Linked DNA regions of Homo sapiens: region 1 is linked to region 2. The links are chromatin loops, found by intact Hi-C in ENCODE. Cell type or tissue: heart left ventricle. All regions are shown on one strand. Each heading gives the region's core, and the rest is flanking DNA. Links, peaks and the distances in the headings are about the cores only. Region 1 overlaps ATP11A (ATPase phospholipid transporting 11A). Region 2 has its middle 6.6 kb from the start of ATP11AUN.

Region 1 (10,535 bases), core at 2,426-7,425, 110 kb after region 2:
ACGGCTGAGCTGCGTGTCCAGCTGCGGTGAGTGGGCCACTTGCCTCTTTCACGTAAGGAAGGCTTCCTCTTCACGCATTTGTCAGTGGTCAAGAAAGTTAAAACAAGAAGGCAGGAGAATGTCGCTGTCCTCCCAGCACCCGGTTTGGGACGGTCTGGGAGGGTGTGATGGAGTGCAGTGTTCTGTATGTTGATGTGTGTTGACGGATTTCTCTGTCCTCCCGGCACCCGGCTTGGGACGGTCTGGGAGGGTGTGATGGAGTATGGTGTTCTGTATATTGATGTGTGTTGATGGATTTTTCTTTCCTCCCGGCACCCGGCTTCGGATGGTCTGGGAGGGTGTGATGGAGTGCAGTGTTCTGTATGTTGATGTGTGTTGATGGATTTCTCTGAGTGGCGATTTCAGGGATGCTTATTTCTGTCCAGTGAATCTCAGACATGGGGAGCCTAATCTTCACATTTGGTGACTCTCCCTGGCAGCTTCTCACGTGAAAGCTGATTGTTAGCTGCTGGTGCCTCCCTCCCCGGCCCTCTGCTCACCACCTGCCCTCACGGGTGAGCCGCTGCACTTCTCGGGCTCGTTGGCCTGCAGTCAGCTCTCGGCTCGGTGCTGTGGAGGTGTTTTGCTTTTGCCAGGAAAGTGCATCCTCCACACCTTCCCTCCTGGTCGACTCTTAGTCACCCGGCTGGTGTGTAAAGCACAGAGTGCTCTGAACAGTGTTCCAAGTGTGTCCCAAGTTAAAACGTTGTGGTTAGCCAACTCCAGTTCAAATTCCTTCCCTACTTCATGTAAGATATGTGAGCTCTCCAGCCTCAATTTCTTCAACTGGGAAATGAAAATAACAGGGATGTCCCTTTCAAACAATGGTGAGTTTTAAATGTGATCATACATCTGGGAGTCTTAAAATAGTACGTGGCACACAGTGATTCATCAGAAAATGTGAGGATTTTACTGATGGGGTAATTGGGCACTGGATAGCTAAGACTTACTAGTTTCGAGATAAGTTAGTAGCATAATAATAATAACTATTACTATTATTTGAGACGGAGTCTTACTCTGTTGCTGAGGCTGGAGTGCAGTGGTGCCATCTCGGCTCACTGCAATCTCCGCTTCCTGGGTTCAAGCAATTCTCCTGCCTCAGCCTCCCAAGTAGCTGAGACTACAGGCGCCCGCTACCACGCCTGGCTAATTTTTGTATTTTTAGTAGAGACAGGGTTTCACCATGTTGGCCAGGCTGGTCTTGAACTCCTGACCTCAGGTGATTCACCCACCTGGGCCTCCCAAAGTGTGGGGATTACAGGCGTGAGCCACCGCCCCAGCCCATAATCAGAATTAGAATGTAGCTATTTAAAATTTTATCCCAGTGTTTTAAAGTATGTTTAGAGTATTAGTACCACCCAAATAAATAATCATTCATTCTTTTATTCAGTTGGTAATAATGTGAATGTTTAGTGAGTACTAAGCTCTTACTGTGTACCCTAGTATGAAGAGAATAAAAGGATGCACAATAAATATACATCCCCTAATCAGAGACAGTTTCAAATTTTAGTTTATAATTTGTAGGTGTTCCTCCTCACAGCTATATATTAGAATCATATGAGAATGAGTGAGGAAAGCCAAAAAAACAAAAGGATCATCGAGAAGCATAAAACAAAAAGATTAGGAGCGGTGAGAGGCAGGACCCAGGCTTGGTATTGTTATGTTTTAAATAATTTTCTAAAGTTTTGAATTGTAAAAAAAGCATGCATGGAACTGACCATCATAGCCATGTTAAGTGTACAGTTCAGCAGTATTGAGCACCTCCACATTGTCGTGCAGCGGAACTCCAGAAATTCTCCGTCTTGCAAAACTCAGCCTCTGGGCCGTTAAACTAGGTGTCCCCACCTCCCCTCCCCCAGGCCCTGGTGACCACCGTTCTGCTTTCTCTGTCTGTGATTTTGACCACTTTAGATACGTCATTTCAGTGGACTCATCCTGTGTCGTTTTGTGGCGGAATCACGTTCTGTTGTGTGTATACACCACGTTTTTCTTGTCCGTTCACCTGTGATGGACTCTTGGGCGTCTGCCGTAGGCCGCTGTGAATGCTGGCGGCGGTGATCGTGTGCTGACGTCTCCTCCACGTACTGAGTTCGTGTCTTTTGGATGCGCGCCCAGAGGTGGCACTGCTGGATCCTGTGCTGGGTCATACCTATGTTTAATTCTCTGAGGAACCTCCGTGCTGTCTCCATAGCAGCCGTGTCGTTTCACACTTGCACCAACAGTGCACAGGGCTCCGGTTCCCCACGTCCTCACCGGGTAACTGGGGTTCCGGCTCCCCACGTCCTCCCCGGGTAACTGGGGTTCCGGTTCCCCACGTCCTCACCGGGTAACTGGGGTTCCGGCTCCCCGCGTCCTCCCCGGGTAACTGGGGCTCTGGTTCCCCACGTCCTCACCGGCACTTGGCACTGTCTAGTGTTTTGGTAGCAGCCATCCTGCTCCGTGTAGGTAGTATCTCATTGTGGGGTTTTGTTGTTGTTTTTTAGAGACAGCACCTCGCTCTCTTACCCAGGCTGGAGTGCAGTGGCACAACCATACCTCACTGCAGCTTCGACCTCCTGGGCTCAAGCGATCCTCCCACCTCAGTCTCCCCAGTAGCTGGGATCACAGGCGTGCACCACCATGCCTGGCTAATTAAAAAAAAAAAAAAAAAAAGACAACTTTTTTTGGAGAGGGAGGGTCTCATTAGGTTGCTCAGGCTGGTATTGAACTCAAGTGATCCTCCTACGTTGACCTCCCTAAGTGCTGGGATTACAGCTGTGAGCTGCTGTGCCTGGCCTCATTGTGGTTTTAATTTGAGCACTTTTCATCTCCTTATTAGACCTTCTTGCTACAAATGTCTATTGAGGTTCTTTGCCTATTTTAAAATCGGGTAATTGATTTTTTTCTGTCATTGGCTTGCATTGGCATAGTTTTTTTTTTTTTAACTTCCTAAGTGGTACTGACGTGTGGCCGGGGTGAAAACCTCTGGCCTAGGTATGGAACAGGTAGAGGGTGTTACCGAGATGATGAGTAGGAGTGTTCAGAAGGTGGTAGGGATCACCCGTCTGCTCCGGAGGGATCGCTTGTTGAGATGAGATGAACGCTGCACTTGTGGACATGCAGACGTCTTGCAAACAAGTGGGGTCAGGATGTGGTACTCAGGTGCAGCCTCAGGGCCAGGGTGGATTCGGGAGCGTAAGGGAAGGGACTGTTGCTGGAAAGAAAAGTAGGTATTGAAGGAGGTGGAGGCAAAACAGTCCCTGCACCTCTCCACCTGCAGACTCAGCTGCCGCCACTGCAGCCTCCCGGAGCTTGGCGTCCACGGGTAAGGACCTCCCTCAGCTTGTGGGCAACATGTCTTCAGCCAGCGTGCCAAGAAACTGCAAAGGCAAAATAGTGTTTTTGGCAGTGTTTCAAAGAAACAGAGAGTGCATTATGTGCACATTCAATAGCCCTACTGTAGCTTTTTAGCAAATTACAAAAAGTAACACAGGGCCTGGTATGGTGGCTCATGCTTGTAATCCCTGCACTTTGGGAGGCCAAGGCCGGCGGATCACTTGAGGTCAGGAGTTCGAGACCGGCCTGGCCAACATGGGGAAACCCCATCTCTACTAAAAGTACAAAAATTAGCCAGGCATTGTGGTGCACGCCTGTAATCCCAGCTACTCGGGAGGCTGAGGCAGGAGAATTGCTTGAACCTGGGAGGCGGTGGTTGCAGTGTTCAGAGATCACGCCATTGCACTCCATTCGGACGGACAGAGTGTAAGACTCCATCTCAAAAAAAAAACAAAACAAAACGAAGGAACACAGGATTGTATGCAGAAAGAAAGGGTAAGGCAAAATTGAAGGGATGGGATGAATTTGAGCATCCCTCATTCCAAAATCCCAAATCCAAAATGCCCAAAAATCTGAAACTTTTCAAGCACCAGCATGATGCCACAAGTGGAAAATTCCATTCATAAGCTGTTGACACAAACTTTCATGCATAAAATTATTTAAAATATTGTATAAAATTACCATCAGGCTGTGTGTATGAGGTGTGTGTGAAACACAAATGAATTTTGTGTTTAGATTTGGGTCTCATCACAAGGTATCTCATGATGCATATGCAAATGTCCCAAAATCCAAAGCACATCTGGTCCCAAGCATTTTGGATAAGGGCTACTCAACCTGTATTTATAGACAGAAGCTAGAAGGCATTTGTGGGACTCTCAAACTAAGATGGGTCTTCATTACCTTCTAACTTTGGCGATCATGTAGTAGATATATTTATTCTGAGAAACAATCATAAATATAAATGCATTTCTTTCATTTCTTTTTATTGAGATGGGATCTTGCTCTGTTGTGCAGGCTGGAGAGCAATAGCATGATCTCAGCTTACTGCAGCCTCCGCCTCCTGGGCTCAAGCAATCCTCCCATCTCAGCCTCCAGAGTAGCTGAGACTGTAGGTATGCGCTCCCACACCCAGCCAATTTTTGTATTCTTTGTAGAGACAGGGTTCTGCTCTGTCACCCAGGCTGGTCTCAGACTCCTGGACTCATGCGATCCATTCGCCGAGGCCTCCAAAAGTGCTGGGATTACAAGCGTGAGCCACCACGCCCGGCCTGAATGCAATTTTTACATTATAGTCATTTATGCTTCTTCCTGTTAATCCGAAATAAGCAATTGTGTTTTTGCTAGCCAGCTACAGAGATAATGTAAAAAATGTTTTAAAACCATATTATCAAGCAGAAAATGGTGCTTGTAGATCAATATCTTCAACAGTTTCCCATTAAAATTTCAGTATGTGGTCGGATCTAACTACTGGAGGAGCTTCGAGGTCATGCCAGTGTCCTTAACACTCGCGTTTGTTAAAGACAGCCACTGCCGCCCTTTGCGGCTATGTGCCTCACCTCTTCCACATCACGGAGCACACACAGAATGTTGCCATTTGAGCCATGCACTGGGTCACGGGTGGGCTGGGCGTCAGGGTGCCCACAGCTGGAGTGACCTACAGAGCCCAGCTCTGCTGGGGCCCCAGGGCAGGTGGCTGCAGCGTCCCCAGCGGCCTCCCTGGCGTGCCACAGCATGAGGCTGTCTGCTCTGGTGGATGCCGTGGGCCATGGATGCGCCTCCATCTCCGCACAGTGCAGCCGGTCTAGCTCCCTAAGCCGCCAGGCTCTGTGCCCAACTCAAGCAGCAGCCAAGTGGAGAGAGCTGGAATGTGTCATCCCTGGTCCCAGCCTTCTATTTCTTAATAGAAATTAAGAACTTCTGCCACGCTTAAAAGAATAAGGGAAACTTTCATTTCGTAGCATTCTAACTTTTATTTTAAAAGTCTTTCACTATTGAATGACTTTCCTGAATTAACTACATTCTCAAAAATATTCCCAGCATTGGTCAAAGGCTTAAGGAATTTTTTACTAAAAGTTGCAACTTGTTGAGTATTAAAAGTCTTACAGATAAAAATAAGCAAAGGAGATTTACAGAACTCAGAAAAGAAGAGAAGACACAGATATGCTTTGGGGAAAGTACTGAACCTAGATATTAATCAGAGAAAAGCTGGGAACGTTGATTCCTAGGAATGTGGATACTGTGTTAGGAAGAGAAAGGGAAGGAGAGTCTCCATCCTCCCACGTGGGGACACGTCTGCTGAAGGATGCGGGGTTGAATCCCCTTCAGCCTCTCGTGAATTTCTGTCTTAGGGAAGGAGAATCTCCATCCTCCCACGTGGGGACACGCCTGCTGAAGGATGCGGGGTTGAATCCCCTTCAGCCTCTCGTGAATTTCTGTCTTAGGGAAGGAGAGTCTCCATCCTCCCATGTGGGGACACGCCTGCTGAAGGACGCGGGGTTGAATCCCCCTTCAGCCTCTCGTGAATTTCTGTCTTAGGGAAGGAGAGTCTCCATCCTCCCACGTGGGGACATGCCTGCTGAAGGAAGCGGGGTTGAATCCCCCTTCAGCCTCTCGTGAATTTCTGTCTTAGGGAAGGAGAGTCTCCATCCTCCCACGTGGGGACACGCCTGCTGAAGGATGCGGGGTTGAGTCCCCTTCAGCCTCTCGTGAATTTCTGTCTTAGGGAAGGAGAGTCTCCATCCTCCCACGTGGGGACACGCCTGCTGAAGGATGCGGGGTTGAGTCCCCTTCAGCCTCTCGTGAATTTCTGTCTTAGGGAAGGAGAGTCTCCATCCTCCCACGTGGGGACACGCCTGCTGAAGGATGCGGGGTTGAGTCCCCTTCAGCCTCTCGTGAATTTCTGTCTTAGGGAAGGAGAGTCTCCATCCTCCCACGTGGGGACACGCCTGCTGAAGGATGCGGGTTTGAATCCCCTTCAGCCTCTCGTGAATTTCTGTCTTAGGGAAGGAGAGTCTCCATCCTCCCACGTGGGGACACGCCTGCTGAAGGACGCGGGGTTGAATCCCTCTTCAGCCTCTCGTGAATTTCTGTCTTAGGGAAGGAGAGTCTCCATCCTCCCACGTGGGGACACGCCTGCTGAAGGATGCGGGTTTGAATCCCCTTCAGCCTCTCGTGAATTTCTGTCTTAGGGAAGGAGAGTCTCCATCCTCCCACGTGGGGACACGCCTGCTGAAGGACGCGGGGTTGAATCCCCCTTCAGCCTCTCGTGAATTTCTCAGTCTTTCAGTCCACTTTGCTCACTAGTGTTTACTGCACTAGGTTTTCGTTTGGGAGAATAACAAAGCCTCCTTTGAGTTCGGGGAAGGTTGGAAGTGGAAGCTGCCTGTTTGGGAGAGATGACTTCTGACCTCTTCTGGGTCACGTAGCTTCCCCCTGCCTTTTTATAACAAGTAGAATTGTTATGATAATTACCGTCATCATGATATTTTTATTTATCATTATCCTCTCCTTCATCAAACATTTATAGAGCAATTAATTCTGTGCCATTCTAACTTCATCGGTGTAATGTCATCATGAGGTACAATAGCATTATTATTCCCACTTTAGAGATGGGAATTGAGGCATAACACGTAGACGGCTGCCCACTGTGGAGGAGCTGAACCTTGGCGGTGGGGCCGCAGGGTCTCTCTGCTCCCTGTGGGACCGCCCTTTTCTCACTGTTGTGAGCAGGGCTGTTCCTTTCCAGCAAGATGAACACCGGTGTAAGCGCGTCTTCGTGTCCTTCCATGGATGTTTGTAGAGGTGGAGCTACTGTGTCGAAAGGCATGTGTCTTGGTATTGTTTGTTTACTGCTAAATTGCCACCGTACGTTTTTCTTCCATGAACAGCCTGCGAATACACCCTGCCATTTGTTTATTGGGCTGTTCATTTTTTTCTCTTGATTTGTGAGAGCTCTTTTTATATTAAATAAATTAGCCCTTGCCAGGTACAGTGTGGCTGATGCCTGTAAACCCAGCACTTTGGGAGGCTGAGTTGGGTGGATTGTTTGAGGCCAGCAATTTGAGACCAGCCTGGCCAACATGGTGAAACCCCATCTCTATTAAAAATACAAAAATTAGCCGGATGTGGTGACGCGCACCTGTAATCCCAGCTACTAGGGAGGCTGAGGCATGAGAATCACTTGAACCCGGAAGGTGGAGGTTGCAGTGAGCCGAGATCGCACCAGTGCACTTCAGCCTGGGCGACAGTGAGGCTCCATCTCAAAAACAAAACAAAACAAAACAAAAAAAAAAACAGACATTGGCCCTTTGACTGATATGCATACTGCAGATAATCCCCCCCCCCTTTTTTTGAGACAGGGTCTTACTCTGTCACCCAGGCTGGAGTGCAGTGCTGTGATCCCGCGTCACTGCAGCCTGGTTCCAGTGATTCTCCCGCCTCAGAGTGCTGGGACTACAGGCATCAGCCACTGTGACTGGCCTCCCAGTTTTTCATTTGTCTTTTGACATTATGGTATACACATACACACATGCGTGTGTGTAAATACACAAATATATATGTCATTGCATCTTTGTAAATAACGATGTGGCTAAGTCGTTCATCTTTTCCTGAGCCCTGGAGTGCCCCATGCTTTTAAGGGACCCCTTCCCCCTTTCCACAGGTATAAGCCTTTCAGGAATTGGTCTAGTATTGGTCATTCATTTGTTAGGAAATTAGGATGTTTCCTTTCTTAGGGCCTCTCACTGTAAACCCTGTGTCTGATTATGTCATAAATGGCCTGCCTCGTTTCAAGGTGGGGGACGTCTGGCAGCAGAGAAGTCACAACAGTGACGGCGGCTGTGTCAGGTGGGGATGTACATGGAGAAGAAAATGGGGCAGGACAGTGGGGCTCGGGGCCGGGAGGAGGGCAGCCTTTTTCTGTGCTGCAGTCAGGAAGGCCTCCTGCGAGGACCTGTTTGAGCACAGGAGTGACATGCAGCGCCATTCCCAAAGTCTCCTGGGTTCCCGGGGGTGGAGAGTGCAGCTCAGGAGAATCCTCCCGGCGGGCGCCCCTGTGTGGAGCGGGTACCCCTGTGCCTGGTGGGCGCCCCTGTGCGGAGCGGGCTGTGAGGGACGGGGGCTCCTCTTTCTGTCCCCACCCCCAGCCTGCTGCCATCGTCTTCAGCACTGAATACGCGTCCGTCTGACGGGTTGTGTATTTCTATGTGAGAAAATTAATGAGGAATTTTACTGAGAGTTGTTCTGACCATACAAACTTAATTGCCCTTTCAGTGGAATGAACCACACATTTCTACAACACAGAATACCGTAATGTAGTTTAATAGCCTGGAATAGCAGTAGGATGCCAAGAATTTACTTTCCACCGCCGATAACCACAGTGTCCTTGCTGGCCATCCTACAATTGCTAAAGAGAATGTAGTTGTCAGTGTAGCATCGGGACTTTCCAGGAAAGTCAGCCAGGATGCACCCACCTGGGAGTGGCTTCCGCCTGGCCTCCAGCAGCTGCCGAAGGAGCCGTGTCCTTTGGAGTTAATGGAGGGACTGGCTGTGTATTCAATCACATATGCTACATGGTCTACACATCCTGCCCACAGGTGAGTTAACAGGTCATCTTTTCATCTTTCACTCTAAGTCTTGGGGCAGGAGGTAGAAGTCAGTGACATCAGGCCCAGGGTAAATGAGTCAGTGTTCCCAATGACATATACGGTGGCTTACAGTTACCCCGGCCCAGACTTTTTTCTCTCTGTCCCTCCGTCCCTTTGTACCTGCGTGTTATGTGGATGGCGTGCATGTGTCTGCACAGCTGCGTGATGTTCCCCTGTGGACTCAACCTCCCCCGCCCCTGGCCGCCCCACATCATGGACAGCTGGGCTCCAATCTTCTGCTTTTATAAATAGTGCTGCAGATGCCTTGTGAGTACATCAGCTATATTTCTGCGAGGACAGCTTTGGGATCGCTTTGGAGAAGGGAGATTTCTGAGAAGGGGGGTACGTTTGCGGTTTGCTCTGTCAGTGCCGTAGGAGGATGCCTGTTCTCCACCTACCTCGCCAGCAGCCTGCGCTGCCCGGCTTGCCAGCTTCTGGGCCTGCCTACCGCTGCTGGATGAGATGCCACGTCCTGTTGTGGTTTTATCTTGTACTTCTCCTGCTAACAGGCAGGTTGAGAATCTTTTTATGTGTTTAAGTCCATTTGCTGTTCTTTTCTCTTTTTTGAAAAAGAACAGCTTGTTTATATCTTTTGCCCATCTTTCATTTGGGTTGTGTCTTGAGGAGCTCTTTATATACTTCTTTATTCTTGATATTTTTGTGTGCCTGATTCCTGACATATTTATTATTAATAATAATGGAGCAATAAAGTGAGTCACATAAAAAAAATAATGGAGACAGTGATTCCCAGGCCAAGAGACACATAAATTATTTAACTGCAGTCAAACAGGCTTATGTTAGAAGCGCTTTTTCCAAAATGCAATGTAGAGTTATTTAAATTTAAAAACATGCTGAGGAATTAAAGAAAGAAGCCATCTATGTTCTTCCTGGGGCATCATTTGAGCTCATTACGTGGACACCGCTGCCTCTGAAGCTGGTTCTGCCACACGCCTGACAGGCCGATCACAGCCTGACCTTGACCAGGCAGCATCCAGGGCGTCGCTGTCTCACCGTGGTCCCCAGTGTTTTGGGATTGAGGAGGGGTTCGGCTTCACTCTCTTCAGCGCCTGGGGCCTTCATCCTGAGCCGCAGTTGGAGCCACGGTCCCTGCTGCTGAGATGTGAGAAAGGCCTGCGCTGGGGTCTGGGAAATTCGTTTTCTCGCAGAAGGCAGAGAAGGCCGTGGAATAACAGGGCCGGGTTCTCACTGGCGGGACTGTTCACCTCTGCAATCTGCCCCTTAGTGCCTCGGCTGATTCTTGGTCTTTGGAGACCTGGTCCCCAGTCCCACCTCTGCATATGCCTCCAGATAACGCTCGCCATGTTTGGGGTGTATGAGCATGCTCCTTGCGTTCACTGTCACCCAGGCATCCCTCCCAGCGGCCCTGTGAGGCAGGTGCCACCCCACAGCCCTGCTCTCCCGCCGAGGAAACTGAGTACTGGGCTAATTCACCTGCCAAAGCTGCATGCTTGGAAAGTGGTGCTTAGAGCCAGGCAGGACTCACTGCGGCTCCTGTGCTCCACGCTGCCCCCCCGA
Region 2 (10,535 bases), core at 3,085-8,084:
TAATTTTCTTGTTTTTTAATCCTCAGCCTTCCTGTCTTTGATGGCATCAGTGCGGTGTTTGCTTTAATGATAATACAGAATGTGTTTATGGCATTGGAGCTATTCCTCTGGTGAGAAGAAGAGAGCCAGAGTCAGGGGCTTCTAGGGTGGGGCAGGCACCCCCCCCAACCCACCGCAACTCTCTCCAACCCAGCAGAGCACCAAGCATCAACAGCCCTCACCTGTGACCCCTCCCCTAACTCTTTCTTGAATCCATTACAGGACCCGCAGGGCAGACAGTCTGCAATCACAAGGCATGGATCTCGTCTCATGCAGGGCAGCCTGTCCCTTGCTCCCACTTTCTGCCCACAGGTGTCAGAGGAAGGGAGGAAAAGAAAGAGGACTTCTGGGACCCCAAGACCCCCACCCCAGGCTTAGAGGAGGCAGGAGTCAGCAATGCCATTCTTGATAGCCCAGGTATCCTGGATGTCAAAGAAACAGAAAGACAGGCTCTGAGAACAGGAGACTCCTTCACGTTCTCCCGTCCTACAGCCACGTGTGCTCCCACCCTGACAGAGATTTGTGGAGTTCAGACTCCAATCCTCGGCTTATCTGAAACAGTCAGAGAGAACCGTGTGCGATCTGCCAGAGGAAAACATTCAAAACCAGTTTTTAGGTGGTACTTAAGTTATTTCAGGCTATCTGAACTCTGGGCTAATCCCAGTTATTTCAGAATTTGAAAATCTTCAAAAGAACAAAAGAAAGCCCTAGAGGCATTACAGATAATTATAATAAAACATGAGTGACATTTTTAATTGCAAAATTGCTCAAGAAATAGCATCTTCAAAGTGGGAATTGATCTATAGCTGATACTGACTATTGCTTATGGTTGCTTCCAAATTATATTCTGCCCCTGACGTTTTTCCGATGGAAAAATCAACATCTCTTTCAAAGATCGAATATTGTGTTTTCCTTAATTGAGCATCTAAATGATTTGCCCCTTCCAGTGGGTTCTTTTTCTGTCTTCATTCACCAGCCGGCTTCCATTTCTATTCTGCAGCGCTGCTTGCTAGCAGTTTCTGTCAAGCCAGTGCTCAAAGTTTGTCAATTACTCATGCAAATGAGCTCGGTTGCCAATCCAGAATTGGAAGAACTGGGTTTCCCTTTTTATTTTAAGATTGTGCTAGAGTGCAGGGAAAACCAGCTGTGTCCGTCAGAATGCTTTCAGCTGCAAGGGACAGAGAACCTCATGAGGGGAGCTCGGCCAGTCGGGAGAACGGGTCACCTCGAGTCACAAGTCCGGGGGGAGTGCAGGTCTGGGGACCCCAAGGAATTCAGGGGCCACAGACACCACAATTCTTCCCTGTCTCTGCTGTAGAATCCAGGCTCTCTCCTCCAAGGGGTGCAGCTGAGGAACTCAGAGAGCAGATTGACCCCGCCGATCCCGGCTGCAGGACTAGCAAGGGCTTCATCTGCAGGTCCCATCCCCTCCAGGGAGGATGGGGATGACAGCCAATGCCCTCGGGTGCGCACCATGGCCAGGACACTGCCCCAACACAGGCCATTCTTTTGATGACCCTGCGAACGTGCACGATGACTGACTCCCGTGTTACAGAGGAGGAGCCAGGAGCACGGAGACGTCAGGAGTCACCCAAGACCATGCAGCCCAGGAGCCAGGATCTGCTCTGCCTGTGCTTTGCACCGACAACCCTCACTGTCTGCACCTCATGGGGTTGTCTGGGTCCTGGGGTTTGTATGAGTAACACGCAGGCAGGCACATGGTCATGCTATCCACTGCCAGCTACCAGTTTTCCGAGCACTATCCCATTTCTTTCCTGGTTCCCAGCTTGTCCCCATGTGGCACCTGGAGGCCAAAGGCAAATCTGGGGCTGTGCATGACAAGGGCTCGGGTGGGAACTCCGCCCACAGACACACCCACCCTCCTGAGGCCCATGTCTGCTCTAGGGCGAGGCCCTGGCTTCCATTGGGTCCACGACAGGCAGGGCTCGAGGTGTCATTATTTCACCCCACAGCCCAACGTGCTTCTGTCAGTCGACGGTTTTTACTCCAGCGAGCAGCATCACCCTTAAAAAGGTGGCAGAAACATGGGAGATGGGTGGGAGGAGGGCAACAGAGCCACCGTCTGCTTTCATCGCCCAAGCGCAGCGGCTCTGCCACCTGGCAGCCGAGGCCATGCAAGATTTCGCAGGAGGAGCCCATGGCCGCGGGGAGGAGGAGTGGGCGCAGGAGCCCACGGAACAGGCCAGGCAGGAGGGAAGGAGGAGTGGGAGACCCAGGCCATTCTCCTTCCCACTTTGGCGCTGGCAGACAGATCCAAGGAGCTGCCGCCAGGGCGGCCTCCAGGCCCCCGAGAAGAATTCCTCAGAGATTTTGCAAAGCCAGGGTTTCCTTCACGCAGTGCCACTGTCACAGGCGTTCGAACCAGAGCAACTCCATCTTGAGTGAGGGCTGGAAAATGAGGCTAGGCCTTGCTGGGCTGCATTCTTAGGAAGTCAGGCATTCCGAGCCTCTAGATGTTTACAGTTCAGGGAACAAATTAACAATGTTTACTAAACAGACCCAGACTTGAGAGTGTCCAGATATCCCCATAACTGGAGAACAAAGGCATTCCTAACTTTGCTTTAAAGCGAATAATATCTATTCTTGTAAAATATAGTAATTAAGAAACCTAATCCTTTATCACAAACCCTTGTAGCAGAGCACATCTCCCCATATGAAGCAGCATTTTCCCAGGGTGGACGCGTCCCTCCTCTTACTTTCTGGAACGTTCTCCTCTGTCTATGGAGCAGCTGCACTTTCACCACTTTGCTTTCTTAATAAACTTGCTTTTACTTTGCCCTGTGAACTCGCCCTGAATTCCTTCTCGCGCAAGACCCAAGAACCCCCTCTTGGGGTCTGGATTGGGACCCCGTCCTGTAACATATTTCTGGCGACCACAGAAGGGATGATAGTGCAGAATCCCTGAGCTGATGGCCACCTGAGGGTGCGTGGTGGGTCCTGCAGCACCCCTGCCTGCCCCACTGGCCACCTCTGCTGCAGGGGGCTTCAGCTGCCACCTCACAGCAGAAAACGTCTCGCCCTGGAAATGAAGTGGGTTCTGCAGGAACCAGGAAGATTTTATTTGATTGCAGTGGTGAAGAGAGAAACGGTCAAAGCTGACTCTGGCACAGGACAGGCTTGGAGGGCGCCGAGGATGAGGTCGAACAGACGATCGCGTGTGCGCCTTGACCTTCCCTGTGCCCTTGCCCTGCCCTGCCCAGCACGATCTGGCCGCCGACATTCTACACGGATAGCAAATGAGGGTCTGAGTCTTCATGTCTTTCCCCTGGAGCTACGCTTCCCACCTGGGAAGCTTTCAAAGCAAACTGGCTGGGACTCCACCCTCAGGTTTCCGATTCCATCACCTGGGGTGTGGCCCTGCCATGGTGTTTCCGACAAGTTCCCACGTGACGCGGCGAGGCCGGCTGCAAAGCTCTGCTCTGGGTCTTTGTTTTGCAGTTTGGAGTAGAAGCATCAACAACGCAGTTAAGCACCAATTCAATGACCCCCTATTTAGTACCTGGCATATTTTGTACTGGGCATGGGACTTGGTTATTGCGCCCCACGTAATTACAGGGTACAGTCCGGGCTGAGAGCCACTTCCCCAGGGATATACACGTCCAGCCCCTGCCTAGGAGGTGTTCCTGGTGGATCTACCTCTTCCTTCAAGTTTACTGTTAAGGGGAGGGATGATTTTTATAGAGAAGGGAGAGTTTCGAAAATGCCAAGTCTCTTAGCTCAGTGTCCGTGCCAGACCCTGCCCTGCTCCAACAGCCCTAGGGCCCCTCTTTCCTGTTCCCTTCAGCCTCTGTTCTTGCTTTTTTGCTGAATCAGCAGAGCATAAAAGTGTCGTCAGATCAACTAGCATCTGCTCCATGCTATGGCCATGTAGGTAGGCAGTGGCTTCTGTCCCACCAGCCACATGGCCACAGTCGTCCAGTTGCCCAGGAGGGGAAGGTGAGTGTAGTATGCCGTCACCACCCTCAGCAGCCTCTCGCGCCACGTCCTGTGACTCGACCCGCATAGTCCTCCCCTCCCAGTGCCCCATCTGGAAATGTAACTCATCTGCCTCTCCAGGGGCTAAAAATCTGATAAATTAATTTCCTTTTAAGATATAAGTGGATTGATAAAGCTTAGTACAGTTACCATCTTAGAGATGCCTCTATTCTGTTGGCCATAGTACCTCCACGTTGAAAGCATGAAGATTCTGTAATGTACATTGGGAGAGAATTCCCCACAGGTCTCTCACATTGCTGTGTGTCTTGCAGGCAAGGCACTAACTGCCTTTGTCCAAAGCTGTCTTTTCCAGAATGACTGTATAGCAAACAGCCTTGAAAGATACAGATCGTTTCTCTCTGGAGCAAAGGGTAAGCATGTTTCCTGCCTATGATAAAAGATTTATATCTTCTGAGCTCAGGGTTTCTCTCTGTAATGCACCTGCTCTGTGTGGGGGCACCCACCTGTGCCCATCCACTTCCAGTACCCCATGGCACTGGAAGACAAGAGGAACTGCCGTAAAGATGCAGATGCCTGTGCTGCCTGTGCCACGAGTGACAGGCTTTTGTCTCTGACCTCGGAATCTCATGCCTCCTACAGAATCTCTGAAATGGGCAGGCTGATGTGTTAGCTCACAAGTGGTGAAATCTCAGTCTTTCACAGTTTCTGGCACTATGTTCACACGGTGGATGATTACACAGCTGTCAGAATGAATGCACTGCAGTGAGACACAACATGGTAAAACTCAGCAACGCAATAGTAAGGCAAAAAGTAGTCTAAAACCACTACAGAAAGCATAATACCACGTTAGTAAAGTTAAGCACGTCTATATTAACACACTTTTTAGGAATACCTATGGGTGCAAAACTATTTTTTAAAAAGTGAAAGTGGAGAAGCAGGGACATGGGATTTAGGATGATGGTCAGCTGGGGGTGAAGAGCTAGGGGATGGTGCGGGAGCATGGGATCAGGTGCAGCCGTGTGGTTTAAGGCAGGTTACAGCCAAAATCCTGGCTTCTGTTTGGGTTGTAGACACTCCATCCACATTATCAAAATAAAACTAGTAGCTCACCGTATTGGCCAATGAATGAAACTGTACTATGTGAAGCAAGGATTATTATTAATTTAGTTTGTTTACCTGAAAATAGTTAGATAAGGATGGACAGATAAATAGATTAAATAAATAAATGCATGGATGAATAGACGGATGGATACATAAACAACAGACAAAAAGCTTGGCGGAAAACCTCCTTCCTGAGGAAGTTTCTTACTCAGGAACTCTTGTCCTTTCTTTTAATCTAAAGATGAAATGAGACATCTTATCGGGAATATTGGTTTAGAGGACTGAGTACCAATGCCACGTGGCAGCGCTTTTTTTTTTCTTTTTTTTTTTTTTTTTTTTTTTGCATAAACACCTGTGATAGCAATTTCTTACATTGCGCAGCCCAGAGACATCCTTCAAGTCCCCCAGTCTGGGCGTGGTCAACTTTGCTGTATGTTCAGGGAGACCCAGCCACAGCATTGAGGGAATTTCTAGAAAAACTCAACAGCTGACCTCTTTGCCTGGCTCCCTGAAGTCCCAAAGAGGCTGAGGGACCCTGGGAACAACTGGAATTGCGGGTTTCTCCCTTGGGTGTTCGCGGGCCTGGGCACAGCGCGATGGGAAACGCAGGTGCCGCCCACCCAGTCGGCAGTTCCGGACCTGCACGGCCGTGCACTCTGCCCCCAGGTGGCGCTCTTGGGATCTGGCCCGCATGGCGGGGTCCTTTGGCTCAGCTTGTTCTGAGCCCCCAGAGCTTGAGCTGCCTGTGCCAATGTCCCCCTAAAAGGGATGCCAGTTTACAGACTTTTCTAGGCCTCTAGGCTTGAGGTAAATCTTACAAGTTAATTTCCTTGAAAGACAGAATTGCTGTGGGTGAAGAAAGGCTTGTATGGCTTGTATGGCCTGAGCAGGGAATGAGGTGTGTAATTTAAAATTACTTCATGGCTGGGCATGATGGCTCACGCCTATAATCCCAACACTTTGGGAACCTGAGGCAAGCAGATCACCGGAGGTCAGGAATTCAAGACCAGCCTGGGCAACATGGTGAATGAAACCCCGTCTCTACTAAAAATACAAAAATTAGCCGGGCATGGTGGCGCATGCCTATAATCCCAGCTACTCAGGAGGCTGAGGCAGGAGAATTGCTTAAACCCGGGATGTGGTGGTTGCAGTGAGCCAAGATTGCACCACTGCACTCCAACCTGGGCAACAGAGCAAGACTCTGTTAAAAAATAAATAACATAAAATAAAATCAGTTCCTAGAAAATGAAATATCGACCGTTGAAATGTGGAGTTTCTGAGGCTACGCAGCCCAGGCCCTGGCTGGAGATTTGTGCTAATAAGCCTCGTGACCCTGGGCACAGCCCAGCTTTATCACCTTCCCTGTGGGTCAGATGCGGAGGCAGCAGCCAGTCTCCAAGTCTGCTTCCAGTGCTGAGATGCCGTCATTCCTGCTTCCACACCACACCCTGGTCCTCGCTGCAGGTGTCCGTTTCCCAGGCCCCTGAAAGAGGAATTGGAAGATAAAGATTCTATTTCAGGCACGATGACCGCTCTCTGATCCCTTCGTCTACACAGCAATTGCACACAACTCCTTTGAGGTTGTTGTTTTTCATCCATGGCCTTCGGTTCACGATGCCCATCACGCCCCCAGTCCAGGAGGATTCATTAGACAATGTCTGTGAAGGGCTGACCTCATCAAAGGGAAGTGCTATATGAATCCGAGGCATTAAAAATAGAAGTGAAGCCAGAAGATGTTTAATCTCAAGGGTAAACGTTTCCTGTGCTGCTCGATAAACCGCACGTGTTCAAAGAGGAGCAGGCAACACAATGCAAGGAGGAGGACGGCGTCTACACGGGAGTAAAAGCAGGCCAGCCCATCGGGCGCTGGAAGAAAAGGCACCCCCGTGCTTAGAGGCCCACTGATGACCAGAGGGGCTGTCCTGGGGCCCACATACGCAGGAGGTGAACAGCATCCCCGTGCCTTGCTCGGCGTTTCCGTGAGGTGTCAAGGCAGCCCTAAGCGGTGCATGTGCCCTGCAATGGGAAGGCGGGGTGGGGCCCTAACCTTCCCCTGGACCTTGGGCAAGCACTTCCTGCCTCTGAGTCCCATCTTGGAGAGGAGGGCTGGCCATACACTTTTCAGTTTGCACAAAGGCCTGTGATGCCTTTGCTGCATGAATTCCATCAAACCCATCCCTGCCTGAGAGGCGTCGGAGCACCGTGGCCAAGAACCCAGATCCTGGAGCCTTGGTTCAAATCTCACTTCTGTCACTTAATATTTCCCCCAATATTTTGTTAAGGAAAAATTTAAACATGGAAAAGCTGCCAGAATGGCTCAGTGAGCACCTGCCCACCCGCCGCCTGCCCGCCACCCACTCCTACATGCTAGCAATGGACATTTTATCACATCTGCCCCCAGGTCCAATGCTCTGTCCACCAACCCATCTTGCTTTCATGTATTTCAAATGAACTTTAGGCCAGGCAGCCTTCCTATCAGGAAGGCTGAGGCATTGGCCTCCCATGGCTGCTCCAGCAACATCTCCAAACCAACAAACAACTCTGCCCAAGAGCAACCAGAGTCGTGTGGATTTCACTTTACAAGTAAGATGCCAGATTAGGGAGAAGGATTACAAATGGGTAGGAAAGTCAGGGATGGTCCCTGTGTGCCTGAGTGCTGTCACTGAACAGCAGCGGGCATCCGTGATTCCGATGCCCACATCAGGGCCCTTCTGAGCACCAGGTAGGTGGCATGTCCAGCACTCCCAGACCCACCAACAGATGACTCGGAAAGGCTGGGCTTTTACTGAAACATCTGTACCAAGAAGTCATCTGCTAATAGTTTTCTTTGTCAGACTCTCTGTTTTCATGTTTCATCATGAGCAATCTCAGCGTTAGAGGAAGTTTGGAGAAAAATAACCCATTGCCCACACCTAACTATTTATGTTTATTTTTATTTATCTATTTTTTTATTTTTTTGCCGGGCCACTTCATGAGACCTCATGTAGTTCACCCTCGGCAACCTCAACATGTCTCTGAAAAACAAGGATGTTCTCCTGCACAGTCAAAGTACCATTCTCACACCTAAGAAAGTCAGTAACGATTCCTTAATACCATCTCCTATCGTGTCCAAATTCAGAATGTCCCCGTTGTCCCCACATGCCTTGTATTACAGAACCAGTCAAAGTTCATGCATTGTATTTTGTTTTTCTGTCTCTATTGCCTCTTTATTTTATTTTATTTTATTTTATTTTATTTTATTTGAGACATAGTCGCACTCTCTTGCCCAGACTGGAGTGCAGTGGTGCCATCTTGGCTCACTGCAACCTCTGCCTCCCGGGTTCAAGCAATTCTGCTGCCTCAGTCTCCTGAGTAGCTGGGATTACAGGTGTCCGCCACCAGGCTCAGCTAATTTTTTGTGTTTTTAGTAGAGATAGGTTTCACCATGTTGGCCAGGCTGGTCTCGAACTCCTGACCTCAGGTGATCCACCCACCTCAGCCTCCCAAACTGTTGGTGGCGTGAGCCACCATACCTGACCTAGAAAAATAATTTACTCTTTAAATTTGATTGGATTTTAACAAAAGTATGTTCATGCCTCCTCAATACATCTTCTATGAGAACTGCATACAGACATTCACCTGTTCACAAGAAACTTTAGTAAATTATTTAAATGTTACTGTGCCCTCCCTGGATTGGACTTTGGAATTTGCCTTTCATTAACACACTACAGTCTGACATGGGGCTAAAATATAAACACTGTCTCTATTTTAAAATAAGTGATCCTACTTAAAATTAGCAAAATGGAACCCTGTTAGGCTGTGAAATGAAGTGCCCAGTTGGACGTCAAGCAAGTGCGGCCTCCCCATTGCCTGACCATCCACCAGTCTCCCTGGAGTGGTGGCTGCTGCATCTGACCCTGACTCAGATGTTAGTTGACTCCAGAGTGTCCGGAGTTTGCCAGCTTCCTGTGTAGAGCCAGAGTGAGACGGGCAGGCAGCCAGGAACGCACCTGCAACAGATGCCCATTGGATGGAGTTTCTCTCCCGGCTTCCCTGCCCTGCTCCCGGAGTCTCCCAGGTCCTAGGCCCTCACTGCCTGAGGCCACAGCCCTGAGTATGCATCAGCTTTTCCTCCCTGAGCTGTGCCAGAGCCCTGAGCCCACCTCGTACCCCCAGGATCCCATCCCTGTCCTCTGGCTTCAGGCTGGAAAGATGGCGGTGTCAGTGGCCCCCAAAAAGGTCATGTCCACTAGAAGCTGTGAATGTGACTTTATTTGGAAATAGGGTCTTTGTGGGCCAGGTGCAGCGGCTCACATCTGTAATCCCAGAACTTTGGGAGGCCAATGCAGGTGGATCACGAGGTCAAGAGATGGAGACCATCCTGGCCAACATGGTGAAACCCCATCTTTACTAAAAACACAAAAATTAGCTGGGTGTGGTGACCTGCACCTGTAGTCCCAGCTACTCGGGAGGCTGAGGCAGGAGAATCACTTGAACCTGGGAGGCAGAGGTTGCAGTGAGCCGAGATCACGCCACTGCACTCCAGCCTGGTGACAGAGTAAGACTCCGTCTCAAAAAAAAAAAAAAAAGGAAATAGGGTCTTTGTGGGTGGAATCAAGTTAAGGTGAGGTCACACTGAAGTAGGGTGAGCTTGGATGCAACCACCAGTGAGTGTCCTTAAAGGAAGGAAATTGGGCCGGGTGCAGTGCCTGTAATCCCAGCACTTTGGGAGGCCAAGGCAGGTGGATCACCTGAGTTAAGGAGTTCGAGACCAGCCTGGCCAACATGGTGAAACCCCATCTCTACTAAAAATACAAAACTTAGCCTGGTGTGGTGGCAGGCGCCTGTGATCCCAGCTACTGAGGAGGCTGAGGCACAAGAATGGCTTAAACCCAGGAAGCGGAGGTTGCAGTGAGCTGAGATGGTGCCACCGCATTCCAGCCTGGGTGACAGAGCGAGAGTCCATATCAAAAAAAAAAGAAGAAGGAAATCTGAACACAGACACACACACACACACACACACACACACACACACACACACACACACACGGGAGACCAGCAAGTGACGTTCAAGGCAGAGGCTGGAGCGATGTGTCCACCAACCAGAGGACACCGAGGATGGCGAGGATGGCGAGGACAGTGAGGATGGTGAGGATGGCGAGGACACCGAGGACGGCGAGGACACCGAGGACGGCGAGGACGGCGAGGACGGCGAGGATGGCGAGGATGGCGAGGACACTGAGGATGGCGAGGATGGCGAGGACGGTGAGGACGGCGAGGACGGCGAGGATGGCGAGGACACAGAGGACGGTGAGCATGGCGAGGACGGCGAGGATGGCGAGGACGGCGAGGACGGCGAGGACGGCGAGGACACCGAGGATGGCGAGGACGGCGAGGACGGTGAGGACGGCGAGGATGGCGAGGATGGCAAGGATGGCTGGCAGCCAGCAGGGGCTGGG

What was found. A loop is a pair of places that touch in the nucleus more often than their neighbours do. Peaks named below come from ENCODE experiments on the same cell type or tissue, not always from the same donor. Only the 100,000 strongest peaks of a DNase experiment are listed, where the experiment ranks them.
Region 1: it touches region 2 in a loop (1.8-fold over the local background); 1 of 110 quality-filtered maps calls a loop at or near these places.

What each region holds. Positions count from the first base shown.
Region 1 is chr13:112,744,043-112,754,577 of GRCh38, forward strand. All of the region lies in intron 1 of ATP11A (ATPase phospholipid transporting 11A), which reads left to right. It overlaps ATP11A-AS1 (ATP11A antisense RNA 1), which reads right to left. Exons shown (of 2, transcript NR_046661.1): 1 at 10,452-10,535; 2 at 1,407-3,398. Among named protein-coding and RNA genes, the nearest start is that of ATP11A-AS1, 5.4 kb to the right of the region's middle. RefSeq lists enhancers at 2,171-2,692, 3,337-3,836. In heart left ventricle, for the core only: no CTCF peak of the experiment used is centred there; a DNase peak (open chromatin) is centred at 5,159; H3K27ac peaks cover 252 bases.
Region 2 is chr13:112,635,176-112,645,710 of GRCh38, forward strand. No RefSeq gene overlaps it. Among named protein-coding and RNA genes, the nearest start is that of ATP11AUN, 6.6 kb to the right of the region's middle. RefSeq lists an enhancer at 1,708-2,377 and a silencer at 7,484-7,667. In heart left ventricle, for the core only: CTCF peaks have their summits at 5,769 (motif pointing right) and 5,972; a DNase peak (open chromatin) is centred at 5,746; H3K27me3 peaks cover 2,201 bases.